Linked DNA regions of Homo sapiens: region 2 is linked to region 1. A link is an interaction called in ENCODE POLR2A ChIA-PET data of the cell type or tissue named here. Cell type or tissue: IMR-90. All regions are shown on one strand.

Evidence for each region. ChIA-PET counts read pairs that join two places held together with the same protein. Peaks named below come from ENCODE experiments on the same cell type or tissue, not always from the same donor. Only the 100,000 strongest peaks of a DNase experiment are listed, where the experiment ranks them.
Region 2: POLR2A ChIA-PET joins it to region 1 with 5 read pairs; 4 of 35 experiments call an interaction of 5 or more read pairs at or near these places.

The regions. Positions count from the first base shown.
Region 1 is chr12:56,532,831-56,540,830 of GRCh38, forward strand. All of the region lies in intron 1 of RBMS2 (RNA binding motif single stranded interacting protein 2), which reads left to right. Among named protein-coding and RNA genes, the nearest start is that of RBMS2, 15 kb to the left of the region's middle. In IMR-90, no CTCF peak of the experiment used is centred here; a DNase peak (open chromatin) is centred at 4,481; H3K27ac peaks cover 218 bases.
Region 2 is chr12:56,307,137-56,315,136 of GRCh38, forward strand. It overlaps CNPY2 (canopy FGF signaling regulator 2), which reads right to left. Exons shown (of 6, transcript NM_014255.7): 2 at 7,994-8,000; 3 at 7,715-7,830; 4 at 4,075-4,278; 5 at 3,822-3,918; 6 at 2,708-3,459. The coding sequence ends at 3,416. It overlaps CNPY2-AS1 (CNPY2 antisense RNA 1), which reads left to right and starts at 4,278. Exons shown (of 2, transcript XR_002957416.2): 1 at 4,278-5,363; 2 at 7,393-7,672. In IMR-90, no CTCF peak of the experiment used is centred here; no DNase peak of the experiment used is centred here; H3K4me3 peaks cover 247 bases; H3K27ac peaks cover 238 bases.

The DNA of each region.
Region 1 (8,000 bases):
ATTACGTACACATGAATTTCTCCATCTCATCCTCTGCACCTCTTCTAGAGCTAACCACTGTCCTAAATTCTGTATTTATTACTCTCTTGCTTTTTATTTTATTTTATTTTATTTTATTTTTTGAGACTGGGTCTCACTTTGTCACTCGGGCTGGAGTGCAGTGGCTCGATCGTGGCTCACTGCAGCCTCGACCTCCCTGGCTCAAGCAATCCTCCCACCTCAGCCTCCTGAGTAGCTAGGATTACAGATGTGCGTCACCATGCCCAGCTAATTTTTAAATTTTTTGTGGAGACAGGGTCTCACTCTGTCATCCAGAGTGGAGTGCAGTGGCATGATCGTAGCTCAGTGCAGCCTGGAACTCCTGGGCTCCTGTGATCCTCCTGCCTCAGCTTCCCAAGTAGGTAGGACTATAGGCACTCACCACCACACCTGGCTAATTTTAAAATTTTTTTGTAGACACAGGGACTCGCTATGTTGCCCAAGATGGTCTCGAACTCCTGACCTCAAGCGATCCTCCTGCCTTGGCCTCCCAAAGTGCTGGGATTATAGGTGTGAGCCGCGGCACCCAGCCCTATTACTTTTTTTTTTTTTTTTTTTTTTTTTGAGACGGGATCTTCCTCTGTCACCCAGGCTGGAGTGTAGTGGCGTGATCTCAACTCACTGCATCTTCCACCTCCCGGGTTCAGGCAATTCTCATGTCTCAGCCTTCTGAGTAGGTGGGACTATAGGCGCATGCCACTACACCTGGCTTATTTTTGTGTTTTTAGTAGAGACAGGGTTTCACCATGTTGACCAGGTTGGTCTCGAACTCCTGACTTCAAGTGATTCGCCCACCTTGGCCTCCCAAAGTGCTGGGATTACAAGCATGAGCCACTGCGCCCAGCAGCCCTGTTACTTTTTAAAAACATAGTTTTAGTTTTCTGTGGAAGAAAGTGAAGCCAGTTTACTTCTATACTGCCATTTTGGACTGAAAGTCTTTCCCAAAAAACATAGTTTTAAAATCATGTTTAATTAACTTGTTTGCACTGTTCTAAGTACTTTGTATAACTGTATATAATTATATCTATATAATATATAGTTATATAACTATATTTTATCTTATTTAATCCTTACAACTTCATTATTATTATTCCCATCTTATAGATGAGGAAAAGTGAGTTACAGAGAGTTTGAAAATCATACTGCTAGTGAATGGCCCAACTGGGATTTGAACCCGGGTAATCTAGTTCCAAATCTGTGCTTGCAACCACTGCTGTAGTGTCTTATTGCAGCACATAGTCTTCTGTTTTTGTTTTTGTTTTTTTACCTTCAGTTTTGTGTTTTCACGATTCATTCATGTTGCATATAGATGTGGTTTATCCATTTTTTCATGCTTTACAATATTTCATTTGTGAATATACTGTAATTTATCCATTCTCCTACCAAGGGATTTTTGGATTGTTTCTAGATTGTGTTTGTTCATTTTTGCTGTTTTTGAAATTGCTGTTCTGAACATTCTTCTGTATATAGTATCCTTGTGCTAGAGTTTCTCTTGGGTTTCTACCTAAGAGTGGGATTGCTGAGCCATCAGGTATGCGAATATTCCACTTTGGGAGATAATGCTAAATTTATTTCCAAAGTATTGTACCAAATCTGTTTCCATCAACAATGTATAAAATTTGTCATAGATTTACATCCTTTCCATTTTTTGATAATGTCAGACTTCTCTCATTCCCTCTTAAAGCAAACTAATTAGGCTTTTATTCCTACCACTCCACCAAAACTGCTTTTTTGAAAGTCTGCAGTGACTCATGTTATTAAGTAAATGTTTATTTATTTATTTATTTTTTATGATGGAGGCTCGCTCTGTCGCCCAGGCTGGAGTGCAGTGGCACGTTCTCGGCTCACTGCAACCTCCGCCTCCCAGCTTCACGTCATTCTCCTGCCTCAGCCTCCCGAATAGCAGGGACTACAGGCGCCCGCCACCATGCCCGGCTAATTTTTTGTATTTTTAGTAGACACAGATTTTCACTGTGTTAGCCAGGATGGTCTCGATCTCCTGACCTCGTGATCCGCCCGCCTCAGCCTCCTAAAGTGCTGGGATTACAGGCGTGAGACACGGCGCCCAGCCCCAGTAAATGTTTATTTCTTAACTTTCATCTTAACCTATCGACAACACTTGATACAATTGATCACTCTATTCCTTGAGAAACTTTCTTCATTTGACTTATGGAATGCCACACTCTCCTGGTTTTCTTCTTATTTCTATGGCCTCTCTTTTTCTGGTTCCTTTCCTGGTTTCTCCTCATTTTCCTGACCTCTAAACCTTGGAGTACCCCAGGACTCAGTCCTTGAGCCTCTTTTCTGTCTATACTTCTCTCTTCATAGTTTTATCCAGGTCTTGGACGGGTGCAGTAGCTCATGCCTGTAACCTCAGCACTTTGGGAGGCTGAGGTGAGCAGATTGCTTGAGCTCAGGAGTTTGAGACCAGCTGGGGCAACATGGTGAAACCCTGTCTCTACCAAAAATGCAAAAATTAGCCAGGCGTGGTGGTGCATGCCTGTGGTCCCAGCTACTCGGGAGGCTGAGGTGGAAGGATCACTTGAACCCAGGAGGCAGAGGTTGCAGTGAGCTGAGATTGTGCCACTGCACTCCAGCCTGGGTGACAGAGGGAGACTCCATCTCAAAAAAAAAAAAAAAAAAAATTTATATCCAGTCTCATAGCTTTGAATAGCACCCGTATGACGGAACTCTCAACTTGGACTGGAACTCTCAACTTGGACTGCCCTCCTGTATTTTAGATTTATATATTTAACATTACACCTGACACCTCCATTTAGACATTTATTAGACATTTCAAACTTAACATATTTAAACAGAGCTCCTGCCTGCTCTTCTCCTCCCTGCCCTGCCAAAACTGTTCTCTGTCTCAGTAAATGGCAACTTCATTCTTCCATATGCTCAGACCAAAAACCTTAATATTATCCTTGACCTTCTTTTCCCCCCATAACTCCATATCTAATGGCATACTACTAGTATCTACTTTATTGAGCTGTTAGTAATGAATGCCTGGCACATAGTAAATGATCATTAAGGTTAACGATTGTCCTGGTGTGGTGGCTAACACCTGTAATCCTAGCACTTTGGGAGGCCAAGGCAGGTGGGTGGATCACCTGAGGTCAGAAGTTTGAGGCTAGCCTAGCCAACATGGCGAAACCCTGTCTCTATTAAAAATACAAAAATTAGCTGGGCGTGGTGGCGCACACCGTAATCCCAGCTACTCGGGAGGCTGAAACAGGAGAATCACTTGAACCTGGGAGGTGGATTTTGCAGTGAGCTGAGATCACGCCATTGCACTCCAGCCTGGGTGACAAGAGTGAAACTCTGTCTCAAAAAAAAAAAAAAAAAAAAAAAAAAAATCCCAGCACTCTGGAAGGGCGAGGCAGGCAGAGTACCTGAGGTCAGGAGTTCTGCCCGGCTAATTTTTGTATTTTTGTAGTGATAGGGTTTCACCATGTTACCCAGGCTGTTCTTGAACTCCTGGACTCAAGTAATCCTCCCACCTCAGCCTCCCAAAGTGCTGGGATCACAAGCATGAGCCACCATGCCTGGCCTGAGCTTCTTGAAAGAGTAGTCCATATAGAGTCTCTGTTTCCTTACCTCCTACTCTTTTTCTTAGTAAGATCTTTTCCTTCCTTCCTTCCTTCCTTCCTTCTTTCTTTTCTCTCTTTCTCTCCTTCTCTCCTTCTTTCTTTTTTTTTTTTGTTTGTTTGTTTGAGATGGAGTCTCACTCTGTCTCCCAGGCTGGAGTGCAGTGGCGTGATCTTGGCTCACTGCAACCTCCACCTGGTGGGTTCAAGCAATTATCCTGCCTCAGCCTTCCTAGTAGCTGGGACTACAGGCGTTTGCCACCATGCCTGGCTAATTTTTTGTATTTTCAGTGGAGACGGGGTTTCACCATGCTGGCCAGGCTGGTCTTGAACTCCTGACCTCATGATCTGCCCCCCTTGGCCTCCCAAAGTGCTGAGTTTACAGGCATGAGCCACTGCACCTGGCCTATTTTTATTTTTAATTGTGACAAATATACATAACATAAAATTTACCATCTTGAACTTTTTTTTTTTTTTTTGAGACGGAGTCTTGCTCTGTTGTGCAGGCTGGAGTGCAGTGGCATGATCTTGGCTCACTGCAACCTCCGCCTCCCAGGTTCAAGTGATTCTCCTGCCACAGCCTCCCAAGTAGCTGGGATTACGGGCACCTGCCATCACACCTGGCTAATTTTTGTATTTTTAGTAGAGACGAGTTTTCACCAGGTTGGTCAGGCTGGCCTTGAACTCCTGACCTCAAGCAGTCCACTCACCTCAGCCTCCCAAAGTGCTGGGATTACAGGCGTGAGGCGCCCACCTTGCCTGGCTCATCTTGAACATTTTAGTATACAGTTTAGTAGCATTAAGTGCATTTACATTGTTGTGCAACCCATCTCCAGAATTCTTTTCATCTTACAAAACTGAAACTCTATACCCATTAAACAACTCCACATTCTCCTCTCCCTCCAGCCTCTGGCAACCACTGTTCTACTTTCTGTCTCGATGAATTTGACTATCCTATGTACCTTATGTAAGTGGAATCATACAATATTTTTGTGACTGTCTTATTTCACTTGGTGTAATGTCCTCGTGGTTCACCTATGTTGTAGCTTGTGTCAGTGTTTCCTTGCCTTTCACCCTGAATAATGTTTCATTGTATGTACAACATATAGCACATATTTGTTTATTCATTTTCCCATTGATGGATACTTGGGTTGCTTCTGCCTTTTGGCTGTTGTGAATAATGTTGCTATGAACTTGAGTGTACAAATACATTCAAGTGTCCCTTTGAGACACTGCTTTCAATTCTTTTGGGTATATACCCAGAAGTGGAATTGCTACATCATATGGCAAGTCTATTTTTAACTTTTTCAGGAACCACTGTCCTGTTTTCAACACTGCACAAGGGTTCCAATTTCTCTGCATCCTTACCAACACTTGTTGTTTTCTGCCTTTTTTTTTTTTTTTTTATAAGTAGCCATCCTGATGGGTGTGAGGTGGTATCCCATGGTTTTGATTTCTGTTTCTCTAATGATTAGTGATGTTGAACGTCTTTTCACATTTGTGAAATGTCATTTGTAAATCTTCTTTGGAGATAAGTCTATTCAAGTCCTTTGCTTATTTTATTTTATTTATTTATTTATTTATTTATTTGAGACAGAGTTTTGCTCTTTTTGCCCAGGCTGGAGTGCAATGGCATGATCTCGGCTCATTGCAACCTCCACCTCTTGGGTTCAAGTGACTCTCCTGCCTCAGCCTCCCGGGTAGCTGGGATTACAGACGTGCACCACCATGCCCAGCTAATTTTTGTATTTTTAGTAGAGATGGGGTTTTGCCATGTTGGCCAGGCTGGTGTCGAACTCCTGGCCTCATGTGATCCACCCACCTCAGTCTCCCAAAGTGCCTGGAATTACAGGCATGAGCCACCACACCCGGCCCATCTTTGGGATTTTGATAGGGATTACATTGAATCTGCAGATTACAGGCATGAGCCACTACACCTAGCCCATTTTTGGGATTTTGATATGGATTACACTGAATCTGCAGATTGCTTTGAGTAGTACTGATATCTTTTTTTTTTTTTTTTTTTTTTTTTTTCTGAGACGGAGTCTCAGGCTGTCTCACTCTGTCACCCAGGCTGGAGTGCAGTGATCTCAGCTTACTGCAACCTCCGCCTCCCGGGTACAAGCAATTCTCTGCTTCAGCCTCCTGAGTAGCTGGGATTACAGGCGCCTGCCACCAAGCCCGGCTAATTTTTGTATTTTTAGTAGAGATACGGTTTCACCATCTTGGCCAGGCTGGTCTTGAACTCCTGACCTCGTGATCCACCCGCCTTGGCCTCCCAAAGTGCTGGGATTACAGGCGTGAGCCACCGCACCTGGCCCTGATATCTTAACAATGTTAATGCTTCCAATCCATGAGCATGGAGTGTCTTTCCATATATTTGTGTCTTCTGCAATTTCTTTTAGTAATGTTTTTGGCTTTCACTGTACAAGTCTTTTGCCTCCTTGGTTAACCTTATTCTTAAGCATATTATTATTTTTGGTGCTATTAGAAATGGAACAGTTTTAATTTCCTTTTCAAATCATTCGTTGTTAGTTATATAAAATTCAGAAATTCTTTTTTTTTTTTTTTTTTGAGACAGAGTCTTGCTCTGGTGCCCAGGCTGGAGTGCGGTGGCGCAATCTCGGCTTACTGCAACCTCCGCCTCCCAGGTTCAAACAATTCTCCTGCCTCAGCCACGCAAGTAGCTGGGATTACACGTGCACACCACCACGCCCAGCTAACTTTTTGTATTTTTAGTAGAGATGAGGTTTCACCATGTTGGCCAGGCTGGTCTGGAACTCCTGAACTCAAGTGATTCACCCACCTCAGCCTCCCAAAGTACTAGGATTACAGGCGTGAGCCACTGCGCCCAGCCAGAATTCAGCAATTCTATAAGTCTATGTTTGTGTATTGATTCAGCAAATCAGATATTGCCTTTCTGTTATAGAGGGTAAAGATTTATTTCTCTTAAACCCCGTGCCCTTATGTTCCAGCTTCCCCTTTCTTCCCACCTTCTGTGTATAAGTTGTGTCATGATTTTTAGTTAAACCAGTATTCAGTATTTATATTATTATGATTTTATAAGTATTATTTCTAGCTAAGCTATATAATATGCTATGATAATAGTTCCTTTGTTCAATTTTTGTTTTCCCTGGAGTTAATAATTACCTTGTTTTCTTAGTTTTATTTTATATAATAGACAGTATTTTTACATACCAGTTACTGTTCTTTTATTTTTTTTGAGATGGAGTTTCGTTCGCTCTTGTTGCCCAGACTGGAGTGCAATGGCGTGATCTCGGCTCACTGCAACCTCTGCCTCCCAGGTTCAAGTGATTCTCCTCCCTCAGCCTCCTGAGCATACCAGTTACTGTTCTAAGCCCTTTATAAAATTTAACTCACATAAACCTTCTAAAAACTGAGAGGCCGGATGCTTCATTACATTCCAGCTTCACTGGCCTTCTATTCCTTCCAAAGTCCCACCTTATAGCTTTTAACCGTGTGCTCCCTCTTTCTGGAATGATCTCTTTCATTCTCCGAATGGCTAGTTTCTTCTCATCCTTGAAGTCTTTCATACTTAAATGTCATCTTTCTGACTAGTCTAATGAAAATAGGCCACAGCCTTCTTTTTGTCTTTTTTTTGGTAGCCCATTTATCACAGTGGGTAATTATTAAATTATTTTATGATTATTTGATTAATGTCTCTCTCCCCACTAAATACTCCTGAAAATTTTATTAGGGCCAGAGCCATGTCTGGTTTAGCTAAGCATTTTGTCCTTGGTACCTAACGTAGTACCTAGTACTCTAAAGTGGGCATTGAATATTTATTGAATGAATAGATGTCAGCTCCTTTTATGTTTCAGGCAGCATGATAAGAGTTTTACATGTATGTATGTATGTATTTATGTATTTATTTGTATTTACATATATGTATATATTTATTTATTTATTGCAAAAGGGGATCTCACTTTCTGTCCCAGGCTGGAGTGGAGTGGTGTGATCATAGCTCACTGCAGCCTCAAACACCTGAGCTCAGGTGATCCTCCTGCCTTAGCCTTCCATGTAGCCGGGACTACAGGTGTACACTAACACACCCAGCTGATTTTTAAAAAACTGTTTTTTATAGAGACAAGGTCTCACTATGTTGCCCAGACTGATCTCGAACTCCTGGCTTCAAGTGATCCTCCCACCTCAGTCTTCAGAGTAGCTGGGATTATAGGCAAGAATAACCACACCTGGCTACCTGCATTTATTTTAATCCCCACAACAGTCCTATTTCATAGGTGTTGTTAACTGTCCCCATTTTATAGGTGAGGTCAAGCAACTTATCCAAAGTCACACAGCTAATACAAGACAATGGTAGAATTAAACCTAAATATTGGCTGGGCTTGG
Region 2 (8,000 bases), 230 kb before region 1:
ATTTAACACTGTCTTCGGAAATGTTTGTTAAGTTCTAACATTTTACTGATAAACTAAGTTAGAAGGCATCTGAAGCTTGATCAGATTTACAAGGTTAAGAGCATATGCTCTACCAAATACTGGGCTATAATTTATTATAATGAACCTCCAGAGGGTTCAGATAAATTCATGCATTCCTTGTGATATGAATTAAAACATGTGCAAAGCCAGGCATGGTGGTGCTTGCCTGTAATCCTAGAAACTCAGGAGGCCAAGGCAGGAGGATTGCTTGAAGCCAGGAGTTAGAGGCTGCAATGAGTTATGATCATGCCATTTCACTCCAGCCTGGGCAACAGAGCAAGACCCCTGTCTCGCTAAGATAGTAATAATAATAATGATAATAATAAAAAAAATAAGAGGTTTACAAAGTGTATCTTCCTGCTGGGCACGGTGGCTCACGCCTGTAATCCCAACACTTTGGGAGGCTGAGGCAGGCGGGTTACTTGAAGCCAGGAGTTTGAGACCAGCCTGGCCAACATGGTGAAACACTGTCTCTACAAAAAACTCAAAAATTAGCTGGGCATGATGGCACATGCTTGTAATCCCAGCTACTTGGGAGGCTGAGTCAGGAAAATCACTTGAACCAGGAGGTGGAGGTTGCAGTAAGCCGAGATTGCACCACTGCACTTCAGCCTGGGCGACAGAGCGAGACTCTCCCTCAGGAAAAAAAAAACAAAAAACAAAAAAACCCCACAAAGTGTATCCTTAATCAAGCCTAGAAGGTAACATCCACCCTTTCCTATATAGGACATATCCTTTGTGTACCAATGACAAAGTCTCTCCAGCTGGAGAGTTCTTAACAGCTGTACTTTGACAAACCAGAAAGGTGCATCACAAGTAACTTGTTACTGATTAACATTAAATTTATTTATTTAAAACTATGAATAATTTGTTTTCTAAATTAAAACAGTTTTAAGTTTCCAGAAGAGAACTCTCTTTATTGTATTTGAGACAGGGTCTCACTCTGTTGCCTAGGCTAGAGTGCAGTAGTGCAATCACAGCTCAGTGCAGCCTCAGCCTCCTGGGTTCGAGAGATCTTGCCACCTTGGCCTCCAGAGTCGCTGGAACCACAGGTGCACACCATTATGCCGGCTAATTTTTGTATTTTTTGTAGCAATGGGGTCTCACTATATTGCCTAGGCTGGTCTCAAACTCCTGGACTCGAGTGATCATGATCCTTCCACCTTGGCCTCCCAAAGTGTTGGGATTATGGGCACGAGCCACCGCATTTGGCTTGAAGAGTACTCTCATTTATACTTCTGATAAGCTTTCTGATGGAAAAGAAAGGCATTTTTAGGCACGAAGCACGAAATGGACAGCACCTTGGGTATACTTTCAGGGACATGAAAAAATGTAATTATTACTTATATGCATCATAGAAGAAAAAATAAGCTTTATAATAGTTGGTTTGGAAAACTAGAGCGAACACAGCATTTCTTATGGATGATGGGAGAAGATGGAATTAACACCAGGCTGATATTAGTTGACAACAAATATCAGAGTGCTTGCTCTGTGCTCTAGTTAATTTGTCAGATTTCACAGGGATTTTTGGTACAAGAAAGCTTTGTGGAATATATGCATTCTATGCGCCAGGCTTAGTGCAAGGTATTATTAGAGAAAAAAGACTTAAAATAGAAGGTACTCTATAGCTATATTAGATCAGGTCAGCACTTGGGAAAGTTAGCTTATAGACCCAGTTTTGCCATTAAATACAGAACTTCATAAAGTTCTATGGCTTCTCTGGGCCTCAGCTTCTTCATCAATAAAATGGGCAGAGGTGAACCAGACGACCTCTAAGGTTCCTTTAGATTCTAAAATGATGTAATTTTTAAAACCTTTGAAATGTTTATTCAGGTCTTCTCTCCTTGAGGTGTTCTTGGGACCGGAGATATTCCATTTGAAACCCTGAGACAACCATACCTCAAGCTCAGAGTGCTTAAGAATTTTCTGCCAGGTGCGGTGGCTCACACCAGTAATCCCAGCATTTGGGGAGGCCAAGGCGGGCGGATCATGAGGTCAGGAGATCGAGACCATCCTGGCTAACACGGTGAAACCCTGCCTCTACTAAAAATACAAAAAAATTAGCCAGTGCAGGCCGGGCGCGGTGGCTCACGCCTGTAATCCCAGCAGTTTGGGAGGCCAAGGCGGGCGGATCACGAAGTCAGGAGATCGAGACCATCCTGGCTAACATGGTGAAACCCCGTCTCTACTAAAAATACAAAAAATTAGCCGGGCGTGGTGGCGGGTGCCTATAGTCCCAGCTACTTGGGAGGCTGAGGCAGGAGAATGGTGTGAACCCGGGAGGCGAAGCTTGCAGTAAGCCGAGATCGCGCCACTGTACTCCAGCCTGGGCGATAGAGCGAGACTCTGTCTCACAAAAAAAAAAAAAAAAAAATTAGCCGGTGTGGTGGCGGGCGCCTGTAGTCCCAGCTACTCGGGAGGCTGAGTCAGGATAATGGCGTGAACCTGGGAGGCAGAGCTTGTAGTGAGCCGAGATCGCGCCACTGTACTCCAGCCTAGGCGACAGAGCGGGACTCCATCTCAGAAAAAAAAAGAAAAAAAGAATTTCCCAAAAGAAGGTATCCTTTAGGTTTTCATCCCTATGCCCCAGTCTGGAATCTCTACACACAGAATTGTGGACAGACTTATAGTCCAGATTGACAATGGCTAGTGATAGATACACTTTATTGTTGCCACTGGCATCAAATTTAAAAGCTTAGGCTGGCAAGCAAGGCCTCTCATTAAACAACCTTCCTTACCTCGTCTGTCCCTATCCGATAAAGCCCTTACTTTTCAGCTGAGTTGGTCACATCCATTTTCCCCTTCCTGTCTCTGTTCTTGCTGGTCCCTCCATCTGGATGGGCAGGGAAGGAAGAATAATGCATATCCGTTATTTCCTTCAAGACCAAGCCCTGTCTTACTTTATGTTTCAACAGCCATGAACACAAGGGATTTCTAGAATTCTACACTACCATACACTATGTTCCCCTGCTTCCTCATGGAGGTTCCTCTATTCTCCACAATTAGACTCTAAAGACGTGGTATTGAGTGGGCACTGACTGAAAGCTTATCTAGTTTATGAGTGGAGTGGAATCTCAGAAGGTAGAAGAATTAAAGGTTCAGGCCTCTCCTACCTTTATCCTGTATCAATCCCAAAACTCTTCTTTCTCCTCCATTATCTTTCCTGTCTATATAACTCCTTATCTTCAAGCTTAATGTAAGGGCAATTCCAGGCATGAAAAGACAACACAGTTTGTACTTTTGGTTTCATATTTTTTCAGTTAATTTCAGTAAAAACATAATATATAAAAGGCATTGCCACCATTTTCCCCTCCTGGGGGTGATCCATCAAGCCAGTGTGGGCTGCTCCAGTGGTTCATAGCTCATCATGCGATATGTGCAGGGCATGGTCACAAAGATCTGCAAATGGCAAACAATTTAAAGGAATATGCCATTCTCATACTGATATCTGCCAGTATCAAGAAAATTTCCCAGACCAAGCTGACACAAACACACACCAACCACCATTCTGCAGAATATATGCTTATAAATGATAAAACATCCCCACTGTCCTCTCACCTGTATCTCAGGGTCAAGGGGACACAAATTCTGAAAGCTGACAGAAAATGTGGAGGAACACCCCAAGTCCCTAAGCCAAGGGAAATGGAAGACAGCTCTTGACCTAATACCAGAGGTTTCTGGGATGGGGGTGTATGGGTGAGTTAGGGAATGTCAGGTTCCACAGAGCTACTAGAACAGGAGATAAAGTGGGGGCAGCTTACCTGTTCGCTTACTGCAAAGTTTGTCTTTAACATTGTCAGCCTCTCGGGAAAAGAATTCAATGAGTTCATCCTCGTATTCCTCCACAATGCTCTCACACTGCCAACCCAAGGGAGAAATGGGTGACACAGGGCAATAAGAGGCCTCTTGCCTTCACTTCCAAAGAGGAGGACAAGGATATCAGCCTAACTTTCTAATTGGTTCTCCAACAACCCCTTAATGTCCAAGAACCAGCTACCGATTCCCATAGCTCACCGCAAACTTGAGGGTGCCGCTAATATCTGAGTCGATTCGGATGCCTTGTAGGTCCAGTTCACTGGATTCTCCATTCCGGCCCACTACACGTACGTAGTTCTTGCGATGGGTGGAAGGATCAATCTGTTCCCCATACTCCTTCATCCGGTCACATATCTCCTCCAGCAGCTCTGTGAGGTGGGCCTCTGAGCGGGCATAAGGCACCTAGAAATGTCCTCAGCCTTGGGTCACTCTCTTCTACCTCTGTACATTAGTAATTTATATCCTTACTTTTCTTTCCAAATCTAGCTCCAACAACCTATTCTAAAAAGCTTTCCCTAATTGATTTTAATTAGTTTTGTTTGTTTGTTTGTTTTTTGAGATGGGGTTTTGCTCTTGTTGCCCAGGCTGGAGTGCATTGGCGCCATCTCGGCTTATTGCAACCTCTGCCTCCTGGGTTCAAGTGATTCTCCTGCCTCAGCCTCCTGAGTAGCTGGGACTACAGGCATGCACCACCACACCCAGCTAACTTTTGTATTTTTAGTAGAGATGGGGTTTCTCTGTGTTGGTCGGGCTGGTCTCAAACTCCAGACCTCAGGTGATCTGCCTGCCTCGGCATCCCAAAGTGCTGGGATTACAGACGTGAGCCACTGTGCCTGGCCTAGTGTGGTTTTCATTTATTTTATTTTATTTATTTATTTATTTTTTTGAGACGGAGTCTCACTCTTTCGCCCAGGCCGGACGCAGTGGCACTATCTTGGCTCAGTGCAAGCTCCGCCTCCAGGGTTCACACCATTCTCCTGCCTCAGCCTCCCGGGTAGCTGGGACTACAGGCGCCCACCACCACGCCCAGCTAATTTTTTGTATTTTTAGTAGAGACGGGTTTCACCGTGCTAGCCAGGATGGTCTCGATCTCCTGACCTAGTGATCCGCCCACCTTGGCCTCCCCAGGTGCTGGGATTACAGGCATGAGCCACCGCGCCCGGCCTGGTTTTAAATTAATATGGTTTACTTGATAGTTTCAAAGTACTTCTTTTTTTTTTTTTTTTTTTTTTTTTTGAGACAGGCCTCACTCCGTTGCCCAGGCTGGAGTGCAGTGGTGTGATGACTGAGGCTCACTACAGCTTGGATCTCCCAGGCTTAGGTGATCCTCCCATCTCAGCCTCACACAGATGCACACCACCACACCCAGCTACTTTTTTATATTTTTTTTGTAGAGACGGGGTCTTGCCATGTTGCCCAGGCTGGTCTCGAACTCCTGTGCTCAAGTGATCTGCCTGCCTTGGCCTCCAAGAGTGCTGGGATTACAGGTATGAGCCACTGTACTTGGCAGTAGTTTCAACTATATGATTTTATTTTACCTCATTGTACAATTCTTTTTTTTTTTCTTTTTTTTTTTGAGATGGAGTTTCACTCTTGTTGCCCAGGCTGGAGTGCAATGGCGCGATCTCGGCTCACCGCAAGCTCCACCTCCCGGGTTCAAGTGATTCTCCTGCCTCAGCTTCCCGAGTAGTTGGGATTACAGGCATGTGCCACCACGCCCAGCTAATTTTGTATTTTTAGTAGAGACGGGGTTTCTCCATGTTGGTCAGGCTGGTCTCAAACTCCCAACTTCAGGTAATCCACCCGCCTCAGCCTCCCAAAGTGCTGGGACTACAGGCATGAACCACCGTGCCCGGCACCTCATTGTACAATTCTAAGAAACAAGACAGTTAACATTAGCTCCAAGTTATAAACAGAATTTTTTGATTAACCTGATCAACTTATACTTCTAATTTCTATAGATGAAGATAATTTTTTTTTAAATTATAGTTTAAGTTCTGAGATACATGTGCAGAACGTGCAGGTTTGTTGCATAGGTATACATGTGCCATGGTGGTTTGCTACACCCATCAACCTGTCATCTACATTAGGTATTTCTCCTAATGCTATCCCTCCCCTAGCCCCCAACACCCCAACAGGACCTGATGTGTGACGTTCCCCTCCCTGTGTCCATGTGTTCATTAATATTTTATTTTTGGCCGGGCGTGGTGGCTCACGCCTGTAATCCCAGCACTTTGAGAGGCCGAGGAGGGTGGCTCACTTGAGGTCAGGAGTTCGAGACCATCCTGACCAACATGGAGAAACCCTGTCTCTACTAAAAATACAAAATTATCCAGGTGTGGTGGTGCATGCCTGTAATCCCAGCTACTCGGGAGGCTGAGGCAGGAGAATCGCTTGAACCCGGGAGGCAGAGGTTGCGGTGAGCCGAGATCGTGTCATTGCACTCCAGCCTGGGCAACAAGCCCTAAACTCCATCTCAAAAAAATAATAATAATTTTGTTTAAATTGAGACTAATATCCTCAGTAAGCACAGTATTAAAGATGTAGTGTAGGCTCTGTGAACAACAGCTATTAAAGTACCATAATCTTTTTTCTTTTCTTTTTTTTTTTTTGAGAGGAGTCTCGCTGTGTCGCCCAGGCTAGAGTGCAGTGGCACCATCTCAGCTCACTGCAAGCTCTGCCTCCCGAGTTCACGCCATTCTTTTCGTCTCAGCCTCCTGAGTAGCTGGGACTACAGGCACCCACCACCACGCCCGGCTAATTTTTTGTATTTTTAGTAGAGACGGGGTTTCACCATGTTAGCCAGGATGGTTTCGATCTCCTGACCTTGTGATCTGCCCACCTCAGCCTCCCAAAGTGCTGGCATTACGGGCGTGAGCCACCGCGCCCGGCCTTTTTTTTTTTTCAAGACAGAGTTTTGTTCTTGTCAACCAGACTGGAGTGCAGTGGTGCGATCTTGGCTCACTGCAACCTCTGCCTCCTGGGTTCAAGTGATTCTCCTGCCTCAGCCTCCTGAGTAGCTGGGACTATAGGCATGAGCCACCACGCCTGGCTACTTTTTTGTATTTTTAGTAGAGACGGAGTTTCACCATGTTGGCCAGGCTGGTCTCGAACTTCTAACCTCAGGTGATCCGCCTGCCTTGGCCTCCCAAAGTGCTGGGTTTTGGTTTTTTTTTGAGACAGGGTCTTGCTGTGTTTCCCAGGCTGGAGTGCAGTGGCACAATCACGGCTTACTGCAGCCTCGACCTCCTGGGCTCAAGTGATCCTCCCACCTCAGCCTTCCAAGCAGCTGTCACTACAGGCACATGCCACCATGCACTGCTAACTTTTGCATTTTTTTGTAGAGTTGGTGTTTTGCCATGATGCCCAGGCTAGCACTGTAATCTTAACACTGCCTTATATATTGCTTATTAGATACACCTTTGTGTACATGTGTGTTGTTTTCGATTAAAATTTCCTAATTATGAGGATAAGACCTTTTATTCTTATTTCTGTTTTTTCATTTTTTATTTTTAGCTCCGACTCAGATTTTGAACGGATGTTTGCATGTATACCACAGTGCTACATTAAAAACCAGTCATGTGGATGTGGAGAAGGGTGCTGATCAGGACTCCCTGTTTGCTAACAAATTCTACAGCAGAAACAAAGTATTAAGGTTTGCAGCCAGGAAGCAAGTGCATGGGGAATAAGCCTGCAGCTTCTTCCAAATGAGACAGAGCCAAATCTTTTTTCTGAGTCTGTTTTCTTCATTTCTATTAAACCAAGGTCCTTTTTAAGCAGTCGAATTTCATCCAAAGCCAGAGTGAGCTACTTTGTTTGGGGGAACAGTAACAGTTACCTCCACCACTGACTGGCTGCCATCTGGATTGATCCGGAAAGATCCCATCTGAATGGTCTTCTTGGGGTCCACCTGGGCAATTTCCCATTCTAGTTCATCCACCAGAGCCCTGCATGCTGGTGGAAGAGGAGAGAATGAGAGCAGGGGACAGGGTAGGGGGTAGGGTGTGAGGAGAATGGGATCAACCCAGGATTTCCATTCATCCTTCTCCCAGGCCTTGGATCTCATGCCCTCCCAAGGCTCTGCTTCCTCCACTTCTTTTTCCCGTTGTGCCTTTACCTCCACA